3 separate regions of the Homo sapiens genome follow, and regions 2 and 3 are each linked to region 1. The links are chromatin loops, found by intact Hi-C in ENCODE. Cell type or tissue: IMR-90. All regions are shown on one strand. Region 1 overlaps PDE4D (phosphodiesterase 4D). Region 2 overlaps PDE4D (phosphodiesterase 4D). Region 3 overlaps PDE4D (phosphodiesterase 4D).

The links. A loop is a pair of places that touch in the nucleus more often than their neighbours do. Peaks named below come from ENCODE experiments on the same cell type or tissue, not always from the same donor. Only the 100,000 strongest peaks of a DNase experiment are listed, where the experiment ranks them.
Region 2: a loop joins it to region 1, with 8 times the contacts of the local background. A loop is called at or near these places in 13 of 110 quality-filtered maps.
Region 3: a loop joins it to region 1, with 4 times the contacts of the local background. A loop is called at or near these places in 12 of 110 quality-filtered maps.

Annotation. Positions count from the first base shown.
Region 1 is chr5:59,720,115-59,728,114 of GRCh38, reverse strand. The region is part of intron 1 of PDE4D (phosphodiesterase 4D); the gene reads left to right. Among named protein-coding and RNA genes, the nearest start is that of MIR582, 20 kb to the right of the region's middle. In IMR-90, a CTCF peak has its summit at 3,403 (motif pointing left); no DNase peak of the experiment used is centred here; H3K27ac peaks cover 229 bases.
Region 2 is chr5:59,503,156-59,511,155 of GRCh38, reverse strand. All of the region lies in intron 1 of PDE4D (phosphodiesterase 4D), which reads left to right. Among named protein-coding and RNA genes, the nearest start is that of MIR582, 200 kb to the left of the region's middle. In IMR-90, a CTCF peak has its summit at 4,669 (motif pointing left); no DNase peak of the experiment used is centred here.
Region 3 is chr5:59,385,639-59,393,638 of GRCh38, reverse strand. The region is part of intron 1 of PDE4D (phosphodiesterase 4D); the gene reads left to right. Among named protein-coding and RNA genes, the nearest start is that of MIR582, 310 kb to the left of the region's middle. In IMR-90, a CTCF peak has its summit at 3,388 (motif pointing left); no DNase peak of the experiment used is centred here; H3K27me3 peaks cover 161 bases.

The DNA of each region.
Region 1 (8,000 bases):
TATGTTTACTGACTACAAATTAAGTAAAATAAGACCTACAAAACTGGGTGCTACTGTATGATAACACAACAGTTACTACAGATGCTATTATTATTAGGTCACGTGTGTGAAGAGAAAGTAAAAAGAAGACAAGATGCAAAGATAAAGAAGGCAAAATGCAAAGATCCTATTTCAATGAAGCCAATAGTAGTCTTTCAAGTTGCTGTTCCTTCTTATTTCTCTTCCTTCCAATAATAATAATTCCTATTGTCTACCAAGTATTGAGAGCCTGTCATAGGTCAGACACATGGCATGCATTGAGAGAAAGAGAATTCAAATTATTCTCTTGAACTTTTGAGCAACTCTATCAATGGGTCTTATTTGGTTCCATGTTACTGCTGAGTAAAAGAACATGCTCACAGAGGGTAAGAAACCTGCCCACCAGCACCTTACCAGTAGACATTAGAGTCAGGACTTTAAACAGGCTTTTGGACTCCAGAAACCATGCTCTGCCTACTCAAATTTAGTAGCTGTTCTGAGGATCTCATTCTCACTTATTTCCCCTTTTTTATTTGTTTGTTTATGTTCTAACCACTGATTTGAAACAAATTCTCAGACCAGAAATTTTTACTCCTGTGGAAAGAGTAATTGGATGTTCTCATTACAATATTTTTTTCTTCATGAATGTAATCAAACATCAGCTGGAAGCTTGCTTTTAATGCGTGGATAAACCAGCCCACACATTTTATTTTCCCTGAGGCGTATTGCTGGGAAAATCTATTTCTGATTTTAAGAAATCAACATATGCTGAACCAACTGTCTATTTTCATTTAAATTGACAGGAGCTGAGACTCAAAAATTATGTTGTATTTTCCACTTCTAACATTGTTGATAGAAAAGTTGAGGTAAACACTTTATTCTGCCTTAGATGCCTGCTAAATTAGTCTCTCTAAGTAAAAATGTCAGGAGGCTATTGTTGGATTAATTTAGGTGGAGTTGATACAGTTTTAGGGAAGAACCGTTCTACAGTATGAGAACAACTTTTAATATTATGTTAGTTATAATCTGGAGCATTTATCATACCTTATTATATATCGTATGTTTTGACTTTCTCCTCTATTGGGCTGTGGGCTCAATTAAGATAAGAATGTATCTCCCTTATCTTTGTATATCGGTGCTTAGTGCATTGCCTGGCACATAGCAGGCGCTCAACTCTGTTGAATTAAATGATCAATGAGTTAAACTAGATGGCTATATAGTTGATCTTCTATATAGTTGATCTTCTATATTCAAAATATAGTTTACATATATGTATGCAAGTGTATATGTGTGTTTATGAATAAGAAGAACTATATCTTCATACTGTTGAAAAGTTATATTGTTTCTCATACAGATTTTATTCCTTTAGCTAAAGTTGTATCAATATTAAATTTATAACTAAAACGATATTACGTTGGCACATGAGGGTTTTAGTCAGCTCCAGCTGCTACAACAAAATACTATAATCTGGATAACTTACACAACAACAGATTAATTTTCTCACAATTCTGGAGGCTGAAAGTTCTGAAATTAGGGTGCCAGCATGTTTAGGTTCTATTGGGGGCCCTCTTCCTGGCTTGCAGTCAGTGCCTTCTGACATGGTGGAGAAAGAGCAAGCTCTCTGGTGTCTTTTCTTATAAGAGCACCAATCCCATCATTGCAGGCCCCACCCTCATGATCTCATCACCTCCCAAAAGACCCATCTCCGAATACTATTACATAAAGGGTTAGGGCTTCCACAAGTGAATTTTGAAGGGGACATAATTCAGTGCATAGCAATGAGTATCTTGTAGGCTTATGACCATATAATTTGAAGCTATGATTTATGTAGAAGTTGGACAAAAATGTTTCACATAATTAGTTATGTTCACATGATCTAATGCCTGAAACTCATTTTTAAATATGCCTGAAACTCATTTGTTAAAATTATAGTGTTGGGAAAAGAAGCATTTAATATTTGTTAGCATTGAACTTAAAAAAAATTAAACACATTGACTTTAGAGAAATGTATATGTTGAAGAGTAGGTGTGGATGAAATGAAAGAAGAGAGCTAACCCTTCTCAGTGCCAGACACAGTGGTGTGGGCATTAATAATTCAACCCTCATAGCAGTCCTTAGGGTGGTCTTAACCATTTCATGGGGAAATTGAGACTCAGAAGTTTACTAATTTGGCCAAAGTCACATAATTGTTTAGAGACTGATTCAAATCAATGTCTTCTTTATTCCAATCAATCTTTTAGGGACCTTATCTGTTATTTATATGAAAAAAAACAACTAACTTTAATGTTTATGGAGTTTGTTTAATTAAATAAAGCCCTTAGGATTTCAAATTGTTTCCTAAGTCCAAGAGATCCCAATGAGAAGGAACACAAAGTAATTTTTAATGATTTAAAGTAAATGCTTTAGACTGAAATGGTAGCTTCTTTTTAAATAACATTTCAAATTAGGTTTACTATTAACATTTACAAAGAACCAGGGCTATAAATCAACTTTATATGCAGTGCATTCCATTGATCTTAATAGTTGTATTTGCAAGCTGAGTAGAAGAGATTTACAGTTCTCTCTCAAGGGATAGATCTCCTTTTTTGGGCAATGAATATACTCCTTCAGAAAGTCCTCTTGCTCTTTTACGTACTCTTTTTTGCTTGGTATTTCAAAGGCTTTTTGTTATACTTTAAAAATATTCAACAAAAAGTCACTGAATATCTACAATGTGTTTATATCTTGGGTGTAATGCCTAGGTTAATAAGATGCATAGAAATATGGACCCAGTGCTACAGGCCCAGCAGTGAGCAAAACTCAGGGAAACAAGTGACACTAAACAGTGTGGAGAATGCAAAGGCTAAAGGCTATATGAGTCCTGGCATGAGCACGGAGGTATGGGCTGAGCAGCGCTGCCTGAGGAGGTGATGTACAAGTGGGTATTTATCCCCCCCGGGCAAACCAGAAGGAAAGGTAAAGCCAAGGAACAAAGTAGACAATGGAGATGGTGGGGAATGGAGGGAGAAGAGGAAAGAATCTTGGAGAGATAGTCAGTCTTAAGGTCCAATTAAACTATTTCATGGCAGCCATTATTATCCTGAATTTTATGGATGAAGAAGTGAGGTTCAAAAATATTACATAACTTGCCCTGTGTGACAAAATAAATGAAAAGCAGAGCCAGGTTCAATGAAAGTATGTTTGACTTAGGTTTTAAAATTCTAGTCATAAATGGCAATTTAATGTTGTTATATATTTGTATTGGGCTTCAGCAAAAACAAAAATAAAACCTCAAGTACACAAAAGCTCTAGTAATAGAGCCATGTTTGTGCAGTTATTTCCAGCAATCCTTGGAACCTCCAAAATTCTCCTCAGCCTGACATTATATGCCCTATGTGTCATTTCATTATGTCACCACCTGGTGGTGCACTCACACCCACTTTGGGAGAAAGGGGGTTAGAGAAGGGAGGACATCTGTGGACAAGCCAATAAAAGCATTTACTGGCATCGTGACTTCATAATTTACACTTTTATTTATGCATAATTAAGTATAAATAAACAAAAACATGTATTTTCTAACTGCTACCTGTTCTGTTTCCAGTCTTGCTTGAAAATCATCTTTCTCAAAAAACTACCTATCATGTGCTATGCCCATTACCTGGGTGACAAAATGATCTGTACACCCCTACAAAATGCAACTTAGTCATGTAATAAAGCTGCTTATGTTCCCTCTAAACCTAAAATAAAGGTTGGAAAGGAAAAAATAAATAAGATAAAAATTATCTTTCTCTATCAGAGTAATTTGACATCTTGAGGAAGTGATCCTGGGACTTCATATTCTTTAGGATTCAGGTGTCCAGATAATCCCAGAAGTAGCCAGCAATTTGGCCATTTGGGGTGTAGAAACCTTCATACCTAGGTTATTGTAATACCTCAGGCTATTCTCTCCAGGTTTCCAGTGATTAATTAGCTGTGAACCTCAACCAACACCTGACTCTAGAAGAGTCTTCAAATAGGTCCTAGAAGGACCAAGTAAAATCACCATCCCTCAATCCCTCAATTTTTCCTTTTTCCAAGTCAAGAATAAAAGAAGTCTGGGAAACATTGCCAGGTCAGCTTCTTTTTAAGCTCATGATTTTCTGCTACCTGAGGGAAGGAGAGAAGGAAAAAGAAAAGAAAAGAAAACCTCAATGAATGCTCCATAACCTGGATTTTAATCTCTCTTTCCCTTTTTGGGATAAAATTGTTTAATGTAATTAACTACAAGGAGAAAAGTTAACCAGTGGCTTCTGCTTTTGCTGAAAGCACTTTTTCAAACCCAGCTGTCATGTCAAATGCATTCAATATTAGTTTGGACAACTCCTTACGTGGGTCTCAGAATGCATCTCTAAAGAAAGTGTTTAAATATTTTTTAATGTGAAAACCCATATGGGTATTTTGGTGATAGGATTTCTTCTATGATTCAGGAATAAAGTATAATGCCCAAATAGGCCCTTGCCATTCCTATCAGGGACATTGCATCCATAATCCATTTTCCATATCCGTTTGTATGTAAATGAAAAGTCTCACACATCACAACTTCTGTTTTTCTCATTGTAGGATCGCCTCATCTGTATTTATCCACATTAGTAAAAATTATCCAAATCCCAGAAATATAACAATAGTCCGTATTTCTTGAGCATTTACTCTGTTCTAGGCTCTGTGTTAAATGCTTTGCATGTAATGTCTCATTTAGTTTTACCACATTCTATGAGGTATTTACTCTCCTTTTCTTATATGGGTAAGAAAACATGTTGAGTTATTCAGGTAATTTGCCTATATTCACATACTGGTCATGAGAAAACTAGAGGACCCAGGAGATTGAAGCCCATATTTCATCATTTGACTGTCCTAGGAAACGCCTTGTATACTTGTTTTTTTAAGGTATTCTGTCACCCAAGAACATTGAAGGTATATGCAGATTCTCTTTTCCTGTTCTATTCCACTAGACCTGAATATGAGGGATGAAAATTGCTTTGGTTTTGATGTGACTTCAGTACCTTCTGTATTTGACACAGAGGTGAGTCACATCCTGATCAGTGTTGAAAGCATTTAGTAAGATTATTAGTTTATAAAGAAGGCTGAACCATGACTATATAATAATGAAGCAATTGTAAAAAAATCAGAAAGCATTCACATTCATTCCTTGAATTTCCAAAAGCATTCAACAACAGAAAAAGGGCAAACACGTTTATTCCATGTATATATACTGAATTCCTACTATGCACCTTCAACAATAAAGGCTTTTGGTATATAGGAGTATACTGAGCCCAGTTAGATTCAAGTGAAATTCCTAGTAATGTCCTGGTATACAAGGAGCTTAAATGTTCAACATATAACATTGTTTCTTATGATAGGTTTCACCTATAAGCCCTCTAAACTGTTTGTAACTCTATAAGAAATAATTAATAAACCCCAACAAGGTCTATTTAATGTCTTGAGACAGATCATTCTACTCACTTTAGATTTCTTATAGATAATAACCAGCACCTAAAACAATTTTTAAAGACATAGGAAATCCAGAATAAATATAACTATCATAGGAACATGGAAAGAATTAAAGAAATGGCAGAAGTTGGGAAAAAAACTACTGGAGGAAAAGGGTGAAAATGTGTGACAATGAAGATTTGCAAAGGTTCTAGAATACTTTAAATTAAGTTAGAATAAACTTTTAGTTGCACTGTGCTTTGACTTTTTATTCAGCCTAAATTGTCCTTTTAAATTCAGGTTGTTCATCTCCAAGGATGAATGTAATTTAACTGAATCTTGTATTAGAGACTTGCACATTTCTCACTCATTAATATGATCAAAAGCATCTTATTTATGTCAAAAGACGAGAAACGAAGGCCATTTTTGGCATTGTCCTAAAGTTGTGCTTTCTTGCCTTATTAGCATTTCATTTCAAGCAATAGATTGAACAGAAATGCTTGTGATTGAATGAAGATTAATTATAGGGTATGGGAATATTCAAACCTTTTTAATTGTTCTGAGTAGTGTCTTCTGCTGTTTTGTTATCCAAAAGGGAGTAAGTATTTGGGGAACAAAGATTGTGACACATCTGGTAATATTCAAGATGCACACCCCCTCACTAGACTGTCAAAAGGCTGGGCTTGTCACAGATGTCGAGGCTGTGATGTATTGTCACTCTTGCTGCACCCATGGATGCGCCTCTCCTGATATGCGACTCCCATTGGGAATGTGAAGACACAGAGGAGATTTTTAATCAAGAGCATAGGTAGGAGTCAATGATGCATAGCTGGCAGATGCAGATTTCAGCCTGGGAATATTTAGAATAATTTGGATTGCTTTATAGTTTATAGTAGCATCTTTTATGCAGGACTCTGACCTAATTATTTCAAAAATTATTGCTACTGATTATAATCTCATTGTTGCTTTCTTTTATCTATTCATTGTTTAAACAGCATTTTTAGGGGGCAGGGTAGGGAGAAGCAGTGTAGCTTGGTAATAAAGGGCATATGATCTGGACCCAGCCTACCTTGGAAAATGATTAAGCCCCAATTTTCCTATATGTAAAATGGAGACAATACTAGCATCTACCTCACAATATTGTTGATTGAATGAAATGAGATAATATAAGTAAATTACTTCCAGTAGTCCCTAGCACATAAGCACTCATTAAATGTTAGCTTTTAAAATTGTATTCCAGATTAACATGCCTAAAAACTAGGGCTACGTACTGAGAATTCATAGAACCAATTTTACTTTGTGTCTGTGTTCTTATGCCTGCATCAGGCATTACGAAGAATACAGAGAGACAAACTTTCTATTCCTCAGGGTTGACAATAGAAGAGAAATAATAATACACAGGAAATAAGTAAAAGTATAATTCAAACTCCAAGTTTAATGATGTATAAAATGAAGAGGTCAGTTTGGGCTATAACAATCAGATAAGATTCACTAGGTGCTAAACTCGATCTAAACTGAGAAAAATAGACAAGACTTATAAATATTAGTTTAAAACATAAATCTGAAAGTGTTACTCCCCTATATTTTAGTAAGACTTCTCTGTGGCCCTTGCTCCTATAACAGTTTCTTTAAGGTTAAAACTGCTGGGTTTCTGAGCTCTTCTCCATCCTACTAAATGAGAACCTCTAATACAAGAGGACAGTGCTTGGAAATCTACATTTGTATAGAACCCAAGTGATTCTTATCAAGCAAATAATGGAAATTCTATCTTAGAGAAGTCTAAACATACTAAGGCCCTTGTTTAGACTCTATGTAATTTCATTTTCAGCCACTCTGGGCCTTGACCCCTGAGAACCAGCAAAAGAGAACTTTCTTCAGCACTTGGCTTAGCCCTCCCCTCTTTTGTGAAGGAGTTTCCCTTCACTGGTCAGTGTTCCTTGTCTTTAATGATGGTCTTGAACACCACTATGTTGTTGTACTTAAAACACAGAGTTGTAACTGTTTACAGGTTTATATCCATTAAACCACTTGATCTTGTGTTTCATGCTCTCTTATTCTCACCTTAGCATTTAGTTACCACTCACTAAATCAGTTGATCTTGAAACTTTAGAAATCTTACCCTTACCTGAGGGGTCCTTGTTTACAAAGCAGATTTCTAGATGCTCTTGCTCAGGTACTCTTATTCTGTAGTTGAAATGGGCATTTTAGGGCCAGACACTTTGGCTCATACCTATAATACCAACACTTTGGGAAGCTAAGGCAGGAAGATCACTTGAGTCCAGGAGTTCAAGACAGGCCTGGGCAGCATAGCAAGACCCTCTCTCTACATAATTAGCCTGGCATGATAGCACATACCTGGCTACTCAGGAGACTGAGGTGGGAGGATTGCTTGAACCCAGCATTTTAAGGCTGCAGCGGGCCACAATCATGCCACTGCACTCCAGCCTGGGCAACAGAGCAAGATCCCATCTCTTAAAAAAAGTGAGCATTTTAACAAGTGTGTAAATAGTCTACCATTCTCTTAAAACACACACAAA
Region 2 (8,000 bases), 220 kb after region 1:
TCTTTTAAATTAAACTGCTTTTATTTTACTAAAATAATCTTTAAGAACTGGGATTACTAGGTCAAATTCTACAATCATATTTGTGTCCCCTGTCATTTTGTAACCAAAAAGATGCTATTTGAGTAAGACCTGCTTGATAACTTACTTATTAATCTTATTTTATTTTGTCTTGCATCACAAATGAGTCAAATTCTATTTTTCTCTAATTAAATCTTACGATCACCGGTACTTGGATTTAAGTTTTACAGTGAAACAGAAAGAATTTTAAAAAACGGTTTAAGTAGGAGAAATTATATTTTCAGATCTCCTTGCCTATCTGCTGGAATCACTAGTGCCACCACTTTTCACTGGTGCTCCTTTTGCTTCACTTAACTAAAGAGTTTTCACTCAGACCCTTATGATTTCTCCAAGATGCATTACATTTTCCTGCTGTTTCCATATACCTGGGAAATAGTTCTTTCATTTACATCTTCTGTCTCTATATTTTTCCAGGTAAGTCATGCCTCCTTTAAATTTTTACTATTTTTTATCTATGTCTGTCTATCTCTACTAAGATGTTCTCTACCTTTGTTTCTGTCTACCTAACTAGCTAGCTACCTACCTACCTATCTGGAACTCTACCTCTGTCTCTTATACTATGCCCATTCTTCTCTTTTCTCTTTAAAATTTTTTTGTTGCTGTTTTCTCTTTTCCTCTATTTCTGTATCTCGTTTGTGTCAAATTGCCAGACTACTTAATTAGTATATTCATGTTTGTTTTTGAATTTCTATTACTGTATTTTCTCTTATTAGTATTTGTTTTTATAATTATTATTTTCCTTTACTTTTTTGTGTTTATTTTCCTATTTTTTCTAAGTAAGTTGCTTTGTGCATTGAGTTTTAGCCTTTATTTCTAATACAGTGATTTAATTCTATTGCTTTAGTGACAATCCCATATATTTGATGCATAATATATTTATTATTAAGTTTTAAGTATTTTATAAATCCCTTTGATTTCTTCTCTCACTCAAGTGTTATTTAGAAGTACTTTTTAAATGTTTTCCAAAGGAATGAGTTTTTAAATAAATACATTGTTATTAATTTCTAATTTTGTTCATCTTTAACAGAAGAGATATTTGTATAGTACCTATTCTTTGACATTGTTGAAACTAAACTGAAAATATTAGTTAATTCATGAACACTGGATTAATTATAATTATAATATTCAAAAAATATAATTATATTCAAAAGTATAATTATATATAAGTTTATATAATTTATAAAGTTTATAATATAAACCTATATTTTATATATTTATAACTTAATATAAAATTATAAAGTTTATAATATAATTATAATATTCAAAAATATTAATTTAGGCTTCCTATTTATCCTGCTTTCTAATGTTTGTTTTCTTTTCACGTCTTTTCTGGCATTATTTTAGATCAAAGTGATTTCCTCCCTTTTCTCATTGTATTTTTCCTTCTAGTTTGTAAGTTTTAAACTCTAATTCTATTATTTTAATAATAACCCTAAAAAATTTTCCAAATATGTAACTTAAGGCTGAAGTTAAATAATATCTTTACCCTTTTACTGTCCTCCTGAGAAAATACAAAAGAATAGATTTTTGTTCTCTTCATATTTGTATTACATTGTAGACATTATCATTATTATTATAGTTGTAGTAAGTCATCTTTGGTGAACATTTTCTAACACATTTTCCATTTTCTTTGCTCAGCATTTTTTTTTTTTTTGCATCTGAGACCATCCTTTTTATTTAAAAATGTCTTTTAGAAGTTTCTCTAGTGACTCTCCAATAGTAGGGAATTCTCTTCATGTGTGGTTTTCTTACTATCTTATTTTGTGCTTAGACTTGGAAGGTAGTTTTGTTGTGTATGCATTACTGGGTTGACAACTACTTCTCTTCACCTCTTTAAATACGATACTACCTTGTCTTTTGAGAAATCACTTTTCAGTCTGACCAGTGTTACTTTTTTCTTTTTGGGTGCTTTGAAATTCTTATTTTTATCTTTGTTGTTGTGCAATTTCACTCTAATGAATCCAGAAGTTGAGTTTTTCAAAAGTTTACTTAAAATGTATTGGTATTCCTAAATATGAGTGTTGGTGTCTTTTATTTATTTTGGAAAATTCTTAGCTATTATTGTTTCAAATATTGCCTCGTTGCCATTCCTTTTAATCTATCCCAACCCTAGTAAGACTTATGTTGGCCCCACTCTGTCATTCACCTATCTTAACCTTGCTTTCATATTTTCCACTTCTTTTTCTACTGCATTCTGAATGTTTCATTCATATATGTTTTCTGGCTCACTAATTCAACCTTCAGTAGAGTCTAATTTGTTGTTTCACCTGTTTGTTGAGTTTCTAATTTCAGTTATTAGACATTCAATTTTAGAAGTTCTATTGGTCTTTATTCTAAATATGTGTGTTGATTTTTATTGTCTTTTGCTCATTTACTAAATTTTTTATCATTTCTTTAAACAGCTTAAATATTTTTTTTTATTTTAGTTCCTTGATAGTTCCAATATCTGTAATCTTGTTGGTCTACCTGTGCAGTTTATTCCACTGATTGTCTCTCAGGCAAGTTTATTTTTTTTATGCATTTTCTATATTTTTTTACATATGTGAGCTCATACTCTTTAGTATTTTATCTCTGGAAATTATCTGTGTTGAAAGTGTATTTTTCGAAAGAGGATTTGCTTATAATTTAAGTAACTGCATGTCTGCTAACTATAGATTTACTTTAAATGAAATGTTCAACTTTTGGGCCACGCAAATATCCAATGCCATATTACATATCGCAAGTATACACTTGTGATTAGAAATTTTTGAAAGAAATATTTGTTTTAAATATGCTGCCTGAAACCAAGACAAGTCTTGTTCTGCATGAAAGATTGTAGCATGCCTAGTTATAGGTATTGACTTTTGGGTATAAGACTTTCTGTGAAGTCTGAATGTGAGTTCTTTCTCTGTTTAGGCCCCTTGTTTAGATTCTTGCCCTGGAACCCAAAGAATTGGTAAATGCCTTCAGGAAAAAAACAAAAAAACAAACAAAGCAAAAAACAATTCTAGTACTTAGTTATCCCTGTGGGACCAAGCTTTCTTAATTTCAAGCCTCAAAAACTTTTAATTTAATGATTTAAAGCAATCATCCAGTATAATTTTAGAGCAAATTTTGTTGAATTATACCATAAGAGGAAAAAGCACACAAACCTAAATGTAAAATGTGGTAAATTTCCATGAAGATAACATACCCATGTAAGCAGCAATTAGATTAATAGGCAGTATATTGCTAAGCTGTAGAAGCCCCCATTTGTGTACCTTTCAGATTCTGCCCCCACCCCAGAGTAACTACTATTGTGATTTCTAAGATAATATTCATATTATTTACCAAAGAGAGTGTGTTCTTTGTTCTCTAGCTTCTTTTCCTCAACACTGTATTTGGAAAAGTTATCTTTCTTTTTTCTTTTCTTTTCTTTTTTTTTTTTTTTTTTTGAGACAGGGTATTGCTCTGTCACCCAGGCTGTAGTACAGTACCATAGTCATAACTCATTGCAGCCTCAAACTCCTGGGCTCAAGCAGTCCTCCTGCCTCAGCCTCCCAAGTAGCTAGGACTACAGACATATGACACCACACCTGGCTAATTTTATTTTATTTTTTTGTATAGACTGGGTCTCGCTTTGTTGCCCAGGCTAGACTCAAACTCCTGGGCCTAAAGGAACATTTGTCTTTATATATGTAGTTGTAGTTCATTTTCATCTTCATACAAATATGTTATAAATTATTTATTCATTTTATTGTTTTGTTTTGTTTTGTTTTGTTTTGTTTGAGAAAGAGTTCCACTGCTTTGCCCAGGCTGGAGTGCAGTGGCACGAACTCGTCTCACTGCAGCCTCTGCCTCCAGGGTTCAAGCAATTCTCCTGCCTCAGCCTCCTAAGTAGTTGGGTCTACAGGCACCTGCCACTACACACGGCTAATTTTTGTATTTTTAGTAGAGATGGGGTTTTGCCATTTTGGCCGGGCTGGTCACGAACTCCTCATCTCAAATGATCCACCTGCCTCAGTCTGCCAAAGTGCTGGGATTACAGGTGTGAGCCACTGTGCCTGGCCCATTTTATTATTGGTAAATATTTGTTTTATTTTTATTTGAAACTATTACAAATCATGCTGCTATGAACATTACTGTATACATCTTTTTGTATAATGCATATATATTTCTGATGGGTATATAGCCAGAAGTGGAATTGCTTGATTATGAGGCATGCATTTTTTGAAGACTGACAGACAGTTTTCTCAAGTAGCTTCTTCAATTTAGATTCCAACCAATATTCTCTATTTTCTAAGAGCTCCACATTCTTGTCAACACTTCGTATTATCTTTTTCATTTTAACCATTCTAGTTGAGTAATATGTAGTGTTATTTCATTGTAATTTTAATTTTCACTTCACTGATGTCTAGTGATTCTGTGCATTAATTTTTTTTTCTGGACTTTTGAAGTGTTCTGTATGGGAAACTATTCCTCCATTTAGCTAGCTATTTTGCTGGAAATTATTGTATAAAATATCATCTCATAATTTAACAGTATATTCCTTCTTCTCTTCAAATTTTTATTAAAATAATTTTTCAGTACTCTTGAAGTCAACTTTTAATTTGTCCAACCTGTCTTTGAGCTCCCCCTGCTGTTTTCTATTTAAACTATATACCTGTTGATTATGCATAATTTTCTTTAAAATGATGGATTCTTAGCCAATAAGCTATTTTAAGCAGAAGCATTTTTTTTGCCAAAGACTAAGGGTATAAAATAAATTTAAATGCTAACTCAGGATATAAGAATTATTAAAATTAATGCTTGAAAACTAGTATGTTACATATGGGAAATCTGTATACCTTCATAATTTCACTGTGAATCTCACTCCTCTAAAAAATGAAGTCTTGAAAAGTTAGTATTTTAAAATACTTACCTTACTTGTAATGTGAAACCATTTATATTAATTTAGCAAATCAATGTTTCAAATTATTAACAACTAGACAAACTACTGAGCCATATGTTAGGTATATTGTAAGCATGTTGAAGTCAACAACATGACTTCTACACTTTCTACTTTCTCACGGTTCCCAGAATATCTATTTTGACATAATTATTGAAAAAAAATTAAAAGCATTTATTCCATTGTCTTGCTACATCTAAATTCATGGTGTTATGTTTCTTTAGGGCAATGGAGCTGAAATGAATAATGGATACCATGTAGTGTTTTTATATATTTCATCTATGAGCTATGACAGATATCTCCCTACATTCCAGCAGAAAAAAAAATGTGCTTCTTTCCTAAGCTTGCCAGCTATAAAGGCCTATTAGACATTCAGAGATTATCAGGAAGCAAAAAGCTTCATAGTCTTAACAACGTAAATCTGAAGTCTTAGAATGAGTTCATTAGAATATAGACATTGAATATGAGGTAAGTCTGAGTTGAAATTCTATCTCTGACAACTGCTGGATCTGTTTTTGGTTTCCAATAGTAAAATGGCACTAATAATGATATATGCAAAATGTAAAATGCTTAGCACAGTGCTTGGCACATAGTAGATTCTAAGCTGTAGTTTAAACAGCTATTGTGCTATGAATAAGCCATACGTTGACATTTTCCCTCTTGAGAATGTGCTATTTAAGTGTAGAAAACCTGCTTTCCCCTGTCCGTGTGAATTTCCTTAACATTCATCTTGGAAATGATACCACATACCCTTATATTGATGCACTGCAAGAGGCCAATCTAATGTAGGCATAAAAAGAGTAATCTGGTAATCTGCTCTTCTCAGCACCCTCTGCTAATAATGCTGTTTGAACAAATTCTAGAAAGACTGTTGATGCCAGAGCCAACTCAGAATTAGGCAGGTGAATGTTTTCAACTTCTGCTAATAATAACATCAGTTCTGTACTCTCCTCTGGGTTCTTTTTGCTGTATTAAAGCTGCAGTTCCCTTAGGTTAGCTTCTATGCATAACCTGGGAATGCATATTTTAGCTTTTTACTTCCCTCCCAAAGAAAGGAGCAGAAGAGGAGAACCAAATAGCCAAGATCTAGAAGATGAAACTGTTGTATCCATTGTGTGGATTCAGATAAGCCTCCACCCAAAATATGGTTCAAATGTTAAGACTAATGAGCAGCCCTACACTTCTCTCTCTCTCACTTTCACACACACACATACACAAACACACGCGCACGCACACACACACACACACACACACACACACACACACACATATACCCCTACCAAGAAAGTATGAAAGTATGTATTACTTATAAAATTATGAGGTTTTTCTGGGGAGAGCAGAGCAGGCCTCCCAAGAAGGTCTGAAGTAGCTTGAGAGAGCAGGGGGAAAATGACTGGTTTGAGATTTTATGACTTTTAGTGGGTGAGGCCATGCTGAGAGTTTTGTGTGGGTGGACTCTGGTGTGGTTTGAATTTCCCACCATCACCAAAGGAGAGAACACATGGGCTTTCTTAACAGTTTTCCCAAATGTAGGACAGAGGGGAAGAGAGAGGTATAACACTTTAAAGCTATCAGCAATGACACATCAAAAAATGGACATAGATTTTTTATTACAGAAATTAAATTGTATGAGAACAGAAATGAATCCCGGTGCTACACAGCTGATGTTTCCTAGGAATGAGAACTAGGGTAACTTTTTTAAAGCACGTGTTTATATTGATTGGTACATACTAGTTAGCCAAATTTAACTGGGTTGAGATGGTGGACTTTCCTTTTGAACCTCAGTTATGCAAATTGTAAGAATTGTGTTTCCTTCAAATTACTCAAAATAATATTGAATTTCTTACAAATGCAAAATGAATTGTGGCTTAATGTGCATATGTATATAACAGATACTTTGTTCAACTATATTATGAAATACTATAGTATGTAACTTTCTTAAATAAACAGGATGACAAATCAGTGTTAGGATTCAAATGGGCCCTATATTACTCTGTATCTCTCATAGGCCAAGTGTTAATTCTGGTACACATGACATTTAGCACATGCTATTACATTTATTGATTGCATATTTTTATCTGTTATCTTTTGGTTCATTCTACAAGGATTCTTCAAAAGAAATCAAGTAATCCTAGACCCCAATATATAAAAGAAACCAACTCATCCTAGACCCAATATATAAAAGTAAATGACATTTTGTTCTTGTCTTAATAAGTTCACAGTATTTCAGGAAACATGGGAATACAGAATAACAGATAAGAAATATTATAAGACTTCTAGTAGAGAAATATGCTTAAAATCATATGTATGTTCCTTTACACCTAAGAACCTTTAGATATAAATGCATTTTAACTGTTCTGGAGAGTTCCAACTCCAAAATAGCCTTTGTTCATATCAAGAAAGTAAACCACCTTCTATTTCAGGTGGGCTTACTCACCATACCTGGGGCCACATTACTGTCCCAGCTCACTGAAAGGTCATAATCCAGGATGAAACCAAACTTGAAAATTATAGTGAAACACAGTAGAATAATTTAGAAGCATATACTTTGATGTTTTTAGAAAGTAAGGAAATAAAACTTTAATTGAACTTGGAATAAACTCAGTTCTGAGCATTCCATTCTACTCTGCAGTTGTCATTTATAGACAGCTGTGGATCATAATACCTATAGACTAGATATCGTTATCTACTTATTTATATTAATGACAGGATATCCCTGGGCAAACAGCATCACCACTGTACTGTGTATTCTTGGTTGTCATGGGAACCTTTGCTGTGAACCAGCAGTGAGAGCACTTCCATTGAATAAAGCTGCCTCTGGATAGCCATGAGTTGCATGAAGTTATTTTACTAATTTTATTTGCCTTTTACTTGAAAGCATAAGTTTCTGAGGATGTAATTACAGTTTCCCCTATATTTCTACAGAAGTAGTTATAGATGATGGACCTCCTGAACTTTTATCACTTTGCCATACTCTGTAAAATTACCTAAGAGCTCCAGAGCATGAAATTAACAC
Region 3 (8,000 bases), 330 kb after region 1:
AAGTCAGTGAAGAAAAAAGAGGAACGTCCCTAAATATTGGTGTTGTCATTTATAATGTAAGACTTCACTAGAATGAGATTATCTCAGGTGTGAATGGAGAAAGGTAGGATGCATGCAGTGTGGAAGCAGCCAGATTCAACACACTAAAATCATTAACACATATGTTTGTGTAGTTGTGTGTAATTTTGAGGGGGAGAAGAGGAATTTTGCCTTTAATTCTCACTCCAACCACTTGACCAATAATTGGGAATCATCTCTTTTATCCCCTATTTTTGCCCCTTGTTCTATATGTTATTTTTTTGAGATGTTCTTTATCATAAAGTGCCTTTACGTAGGCAGTATATAAGCAGTATGCAAAATTGAGTCCCCATCTCTGGCATTGATCTCAAAGTCCTTTTTTTGTTGTCAAATACCTTTGAATCTGTGTCTTCAAACTCTGCTTGGGTTCACTCAAATCAGTATATTTCTTTCCATATGTAGGTCTTTTGATTTTTGTCCTAGGTTGACTCTTTCCTGAGTTCCCTTTTACATCAGAAATTAACATTTTCCTAATTATCCAGTCTAGAAATTTTAGTCATCATTACTTTTTCTTTTCATTCATTTTTAATATCCAATCCATCCTCAGGTTCAATTAATCCTTTCTTCAAACTCTACTTCCCCTGTCTTTCATTCTTCAGCTGAGTTCACATCACATAGGTCCTCATCCATTCATGCCAGGACTTCGACAGCAGATACTAACAGGCATCAACCTCCAGACTCGTTAAATTAATCCTACACACTATTTCCAGGTGACTTACTGAAAGTCTTCATTTGATCCTGTCACTCTCCCTTTCAGGACTCTTCCAGCAGGTCACAACTCACATATCTGCAGGAGCCAGGAGCTATTCAAATGGAGAAGGCAGGGGGATCCTGGGCAAGGAGGGTATAGATATATCCTCACCTGCATGCGCAGTGACTTCTGAGCTCCTCACAGTTGTTATCATGTGAAAATATAGGCCAGGGTTGGCAGGCTTTCTGATTTTTCAAGAGAACACAGAAATTAGACTTTTAAAAAGTTGATTCAATAAATATGACAAGGTATATTAGGGTTCTCTGGAAGAACAGAATTAATGGAATATATATATATATATATATAGACACACACACATATATATAAAGGGTAGTTTATTAAGTATTAACTCACGTAATCACAACGTTCCACAATAGGCCATCTGTAGGCTGAGAAGCAAGGAGAGCCAGTCCAAGTTCCAAAACTGAAGAACTTGGAGTCCAATATTTCAGAGAAGGAAGCATCCAGCATGGGAGAAAGATGTAGGCTGGGAGGCTAGGCCAGTCTTTCTTTTCACATGTTTCTGCCTGCTTATATTCTAGCAGCGCTGGCAGCTAATTAGATTGTGCCCACCCAGATTAAGAGTGGGTCTGCACACTGACTCAAATGTTAATCTTCTTTGGCAACACCCTCACAGACACACCCAGGATCAATACTTTGTATCCTTCCATCCACTCAAGTTCACACTCAGGATTATCACAGAAGGCATACTATGTTCTGAGCTTTCTTCTCTGTACTGTAAAAAAAAATACAGCAGTGAATGAAACAGACAAAAATTCTACCCTTGTGGAGTTTATATTCCAGCTGGGAGTGAAAGATGAAAATAATTTATATATTATATATATATGTAATATATAGAAATATATATTTATTTATATATCTATATTTAAAAATATGTATGGGGAAGATTTTGTGATAAATACCATGAAGAAAAGTGTATTAGAGAAGAGGTTAACGAATGTGTGTGTGGTGGGTGGTGGAATTTTAAGTGGTGTTAGGAAAGACCTCATTCAGAAGGTAGCATGTGAGCAAACATGAAGGAGGTACAAAAAGTCCTCCTGCCATCATGGAGGGACAGTAAGAAGGTCCTGGTGGCTGGAGTGAAGTAGCAAAGTGGAGAATAAGGGAAAAAGTTGGAGATGAAACAGAAGGGGACTCAGAGCTCTATTCATCTTACTAGTGGCTTTGCCTTATTAAACAAAGACCTTTAAACAGATGTTAACAAGATCCCTCTGACTCCTAATTTGGAGATGACTTTAGGGGAATAAGGGAAGAAAGAGAGATCAGTGAGAAGCAGAATTCTTTTTTTCAGGGTCTTTCTCATTGTTGTTCTCACTACCATCATCCTTTGGACAGACAGGTACTCTTTTTAAGTCAATTTGATCTAAATGTGGGTTTTAAAAAAATCCTTTTCTTTGTTTAACAGCTGAGACAAAGCAGGAATTTTAAAGCAACACTTTACTGACAAACTATGTAGAATCAAAGTAACATGAAACTAGATAATTTGTTCTATCATAGGAGATATCTTATTCAAATGAAGTCCCCTAGGAGAAACTCTTCTTCTGACTCCCTCTTCACACTGGACAGCAGAGGCCATCTTTAACTTTCCCACAAGAGAGGGCTCCACAAGACATAGTCATTACTCAAGAGATTGAGAATCAAGACAGAGAAGTTTAGTCTCCTCCTATGCTTACTTAAGGCTCACCTCCTTAACTCTGATTTCCTCTCTGGGAAATCTCTATTCCTCTGGTGACTGTATACTGGGATTTAGTACAACATTTAGGGAAGTGCAACCTACTCAAAATATCCAAATATAGCACCATAATTCTAACACTCTAATAAGAGGCACATCCACGTATTTTCAAGGGTGGGGAAAGATCATTAAATAACAGTATGAGTTATATTATGTTCTCAGTAAATATTAGTTACCTTTTCTTCCTCTTGGAGTGACTTTTACCACCCTCTGTAACTCATCTAGCCTTATCTAATGGGAGGCCATTTTATTTTGGGATGGCATGACTACATAATTTCAAGCTATTTCTTATGTTATTTGCCGCCTCTTAAATATCTTCCCCTTACCTCCTTCTCATACAAACCTTAAAGTTCTTCATAAGTCACAACAACTTATAAGGTCTTTTACCTAACTGAACCGATGTCTTCTCTTTGCTGTACATTTACATGTCTATAACAATCATTTTTCATTTAAATATGAAACTCTTGGATATAAAAATATTAACTTGAAAAATAGTAACCCTGATTTGCTCTTTATACTTTAACACCTTTTGTTTCTTTGTTTATAAATCCACTGTGCAAAGCTGTTTATGCAGCAGAAATTTAGTAAACATTCTGTGAATGTCTGAAACATCCATTCATCAATCCACTCACACAAAAACATTAACATATACTTTGTCATGCATTGTTAGATGTTCAAGCATGAAAATCAAACAGTAGTGAAGAATAATTTATTGTAAATATTATTTTTCAGGGAAGAGAACACTTTAGAAATAACTTCTTGAGAAATTGGTTTGGGAAAATAGTATATCCAAAATTAGAGAGCGCCATCTTGTGGGCAAGTGAGTATCTCACACAAATAATAACTATTATAAGTTGCAAAAATAGAATTTCTTCTCTTTTTTTCTTACAATTCAAATCTCCTTTTTACTGTAAATATTTGTATTGATGCATAATAATTATACATATTTAGGAGGTACATGTGATATTTTGATTCATGCATACAATGTGTGATGATCAAATCAGGGTATTTAAGATAACCATCACCTCAAACGATTATTATTTTTTGTGTTGGGAACACTTCAGCTCTTCCAGATATTTTGAAATATACAATAAATTATTGTTAGCTATAGTCACCTTTCTGTGTTATCGAACACTAGAACTTATTTCTTCTATCTAACTATATGCTTGTACCCATTAACTAACCTCTTTTCATCCCACCTCTCTCTTCCCAGCCTCTGGTAACCATCATTCTACTCTCTACCTCCAAGAGATCCACTGTTTTAGCTCCCACATATGAGTGACAACATGCCATATCTGTCTTTCTGTGCCTGGCTCATTTCACTTATTGTAATGACCTCCAGTTCCATCAAGGACACTTAGGTTGATTCCATATCTTGGCTATTGTGAATAGTGCTGCAATAAACATGGGGGTGCAGGTGTACTTTTAATATACTGATTTCCTTTCCTTTGAATAAATTCCTAGTGGTGGGATTGCTGGATCATATGATAGTTTTATTTTTAGTTTTTTGAGAAACTTCCATACTGTTTTCTATTATGGCTGTACTAATATACATTCCCATCGTCAGTGTATAGGAGTTCTCTTTTCCCAGCACCCTTCCCAGCATCAAATAAAATCTTTTAAAGAGGCTCTGTCTGTCCTAGCTGAAGAACTGAAAATATATATTAAAATTTTATATAATTAATGATATTTTAAACAATCCTTAGAAACTAATTGTAATATTTACAATTTACTTTTAAATTTCTTGAATAGCTAAAAATGAAGGCTCAGCAAAGAAATTACTAAATATCATAAACATGACATACTTTTCATAAGAAAGCTTATAAAACTGTTAATGAAAAAGGAGACAGAATTCTTAGAGATTATCTCTTTAAGGGGTCTATCACTTTTTGGGTATCTCAGGGTGCTTTGAAAATTTGACTAGATCAAATCTCTCTTGAAAAATGTAAATGTACACACAATTTTTCATATAGTTTCAGGGGCTTCACCAACTCCCCTGCGGTTGACTCATGAACCCATTCATGAACTTCATATTTTAAATACTTACATTTTACATAATATACAATTAAAGTCTAGAAGGTTTGGGGGTAAAAGCTAAAATTTGATTCCATTATCTCTTCATCCCCAAAACCTCATGCTCACACAATTTTATAAGATTGATATAGATAGATCAAATCATGATGAAATATATTTGCTACATCGTTTGAGTTCCTAAGCTAAATCTTAAAACTTATAGTTTCTAGGCTATTAATGTTCCTTACATCAACAAAAATAAATATTTAATATTAGGTTCATGTCATTCATGGTATATCTGTCACAAATACCCTTGATGTCCATTCTATCCAAAATAAAAGATGTTATTATGGATTTCCTTCTTTTTCAGGGCTGGGTAGAATTCTAGTGTGTGAGTGTGTGTGTGTGTGTGTGTGTACCACATTTTCTTTATCCATTCATTGTTGATGAACACTTAGGTTGATTCTGTATCTTTGCTATTGTAAATAATGCTATAATGAACATGGGAGTGCAAATATCTTTTTGACACACTGATTTCACTTCCTTTGGATATATACCTAGTAGTGAAACTGCTGGATAATATGGTAGTACTATTTTTAGCTTTTAAAGAACCTCGATGCTGTTTTCCATAATGGCTATGTGAATATACATTCCCACCAACAGTGTAAACATCTTCCCTTTTCTCCACATCCTTGCCATCTTTCATCTTTTTTGTACTAACAGGTATGAGTTGATATCTCATTGTGGTTTTAGTTTGCATTTCCTTGATTATTAAGTGATGTTGAACATTTTTTTCATATACCTGTTGGCCATTGGTATGGCTTCTTTTGAGAAACATCTGTTTAGATCCTTTTCTTGTTTTTTAATCAAGTTATTTGTTTTCATACTATTGACCTTTTTGAGTTCCTTATATATTTTGGAAATCCTGTCATTTGGGATCACATGGATGAATCTGGATGACGTTATGTTAAGTGAAATAAGTCAGGCACAGAATGACAACCACCACATGATCTCATTTAAATGTGAAAGCTAAAAATGTCAAACTCATAGAAACAGAATAAAATGGTTGTTAACCAGGGCTGATGGGTGGGGGCTGAAGACTGGGGCAATGTTAGTCAAAGGACACAAAATTTCAGTTAAACAGGAGGAATAAGTTCCAGAGATCTATTGTACCTCAGGGTGACTATAGTTAACAACAATACATTGCATACTTGAAAATAGCTAAAAGAGTAGATTTTTAGTGATCTTGCCACAAAAAAAGATAAGTTTGTGAGGTAATGTATATATTAATTAGCTTGATTTAGCCACTTCACAATGTATACATCTATGTAAATAAAATGTTTTACATCATAAATATATACATTCTTATTTGTCAATTTTTAAATATATATATACCTTTTAGAATTACAGCTTAGCCTTGGGTTAATGAAGTCATGACAGTACGAGGTTTATAAAACTGAACAAAGAATCCTAACCATACGCCACCCTAACTATGGAAATACAATGGAACTATTAGTTTTCTGTTTCCTCTTTCTTTCTCATTGAGAAATCATGTCCCTTCATAAAATCCATTTCTCTGTGTCAGATCATTGGAGCTCTTTTTTTCTCCATTATTATTTATAATAGTTAGTCTTATTCATCTCTTGCTAGTATGAACCTTAGTAACCTAGGTTAGTATTTCCCAAAGTAGGTTTTGTGGAATGCTAATATCAACAGGTACTACCTGCAAAATGGTTGCATGGTCAAATAAGCTGAGCTTCATAAAATTAAACTGATATATTACTGGAAGCTAAATAAATATTGTAAATATCCAGGAAGGAGATACATAGGCAAAATATTCCAAACTTTATTAAATAGTTAACTTTTTGTTTGCTTACAGAGTAATGGGGTTGGGTGCTCCACAGAGAACATTATGGCACATGCTGAACTAGAGATAAAAAAGATAGATTTAAAAATATATGCAGATTGCTTGGACAAATTTCAGCAGGATAGTGAGAAATTGATTTCTAGTGTAGAATATTCTGGGAAATGAGATTTTTTTACATTACGTGATCCTAATTCAAATATTATGATTAATTTTAAGTAAGCAGGCAATTTGATGTAATGGAGAAAGCACTCACCTGAAACAGAGTTAACATGTTTTATTCCTTGGTACAGTCATGCTGGTTTTTAAGTGTTTAGCAATTCATTTTACCTCTCCAGCTAAGGTAAAGGAATTCTTGTAGGAGTAATAGAAGCCCTGTGATTAGTATAAAACTTAGATTAAGATGCTTTGTGCAGCAATTCCCATGGCATATTTCTTTTTGTCTTTTCTCTTTCTCTTTCTTTCCCTCCCTCCCTCCCTCCCTCCCTTCCTCCTGCGCTGCCCTGCCCTTCTTTTCTTTTTCTTTCTTTCTTTCTTGACAAGGTCCTGCTTTGTGCCCCAGGCTGGAGTACCTGGGCTCAAGCTATCCTCCCACCTCAGCCTCCCAGAAATCCTGGGATTGCAGACATGAGCCACCATGCCCAGGCCCAAGTCATATTCTAAAACATGGCTTACTCTGATATTAACTGCCGTCTACAGGGGAATGGTCTAATTACTCTGCAAATGCTCTCCACCTTCTAGAATAGTCACATTCCAATTAGTATATTTAAAGCTCTTAGAAGTCACGTAATAAAAAGAAATATTTTCTTTAAGATTTTGAAGCCATATTTACAAATTATTTGACTCTCTAGTCTTTTTCTTGTTTTTATTATTCAACTGGACTCTTAACATCTCAAAAACTAGTATTCAATGTAACAGTTTGGAAAATGTTCTTATACCTTTTCTACTTTTAATAGATAAAATTGTTTTTAATTCATGCCAACAGAGATGAACCAACAATCTAAAAGAATGGACTCCTAATCAATTGTAGTGAATGGACCATATGTTCATATTATCTGTAATTAAATGGAGGAATTTAAAAGGAAAGGTGTGAGAATGGAAGAGAAGGCTGCCTCCCCACATCCTATCCAAGGCTCCTGTTTCTACCCGCACACCCTACCACAGAAATACCCAAGATTTATTTTCTAGAGAAATGTTCTCAGAAAGGGTCAGGACTCTGAGAGAGAAGATGTAGCACCCTGCAGGGATGAGGTGTGGGGCTGAAACAAGGAATGAAGGGAATGTCTGTGGTGCAGATCTGGTTCCCTGAGATACTCCGAGATAGATAGAGATTGGGATGCAGGGTGTTTGTGGGGAAATGTTCTCAGTGTGAGCACCACAGGAAGAAGAGTAGGAACAGGGTTAAAGGCTCAATGGAGGCCTCTTCTGGTTCAGTTGGGGTTTCTAAAACTTAGAGGAAGGGGTTAGGACTCTATACTATCTCCTTCCCGTTTATCAAATAGCCATTGTCTGCAGACTGCTCTGTATAAATGGGTATAATC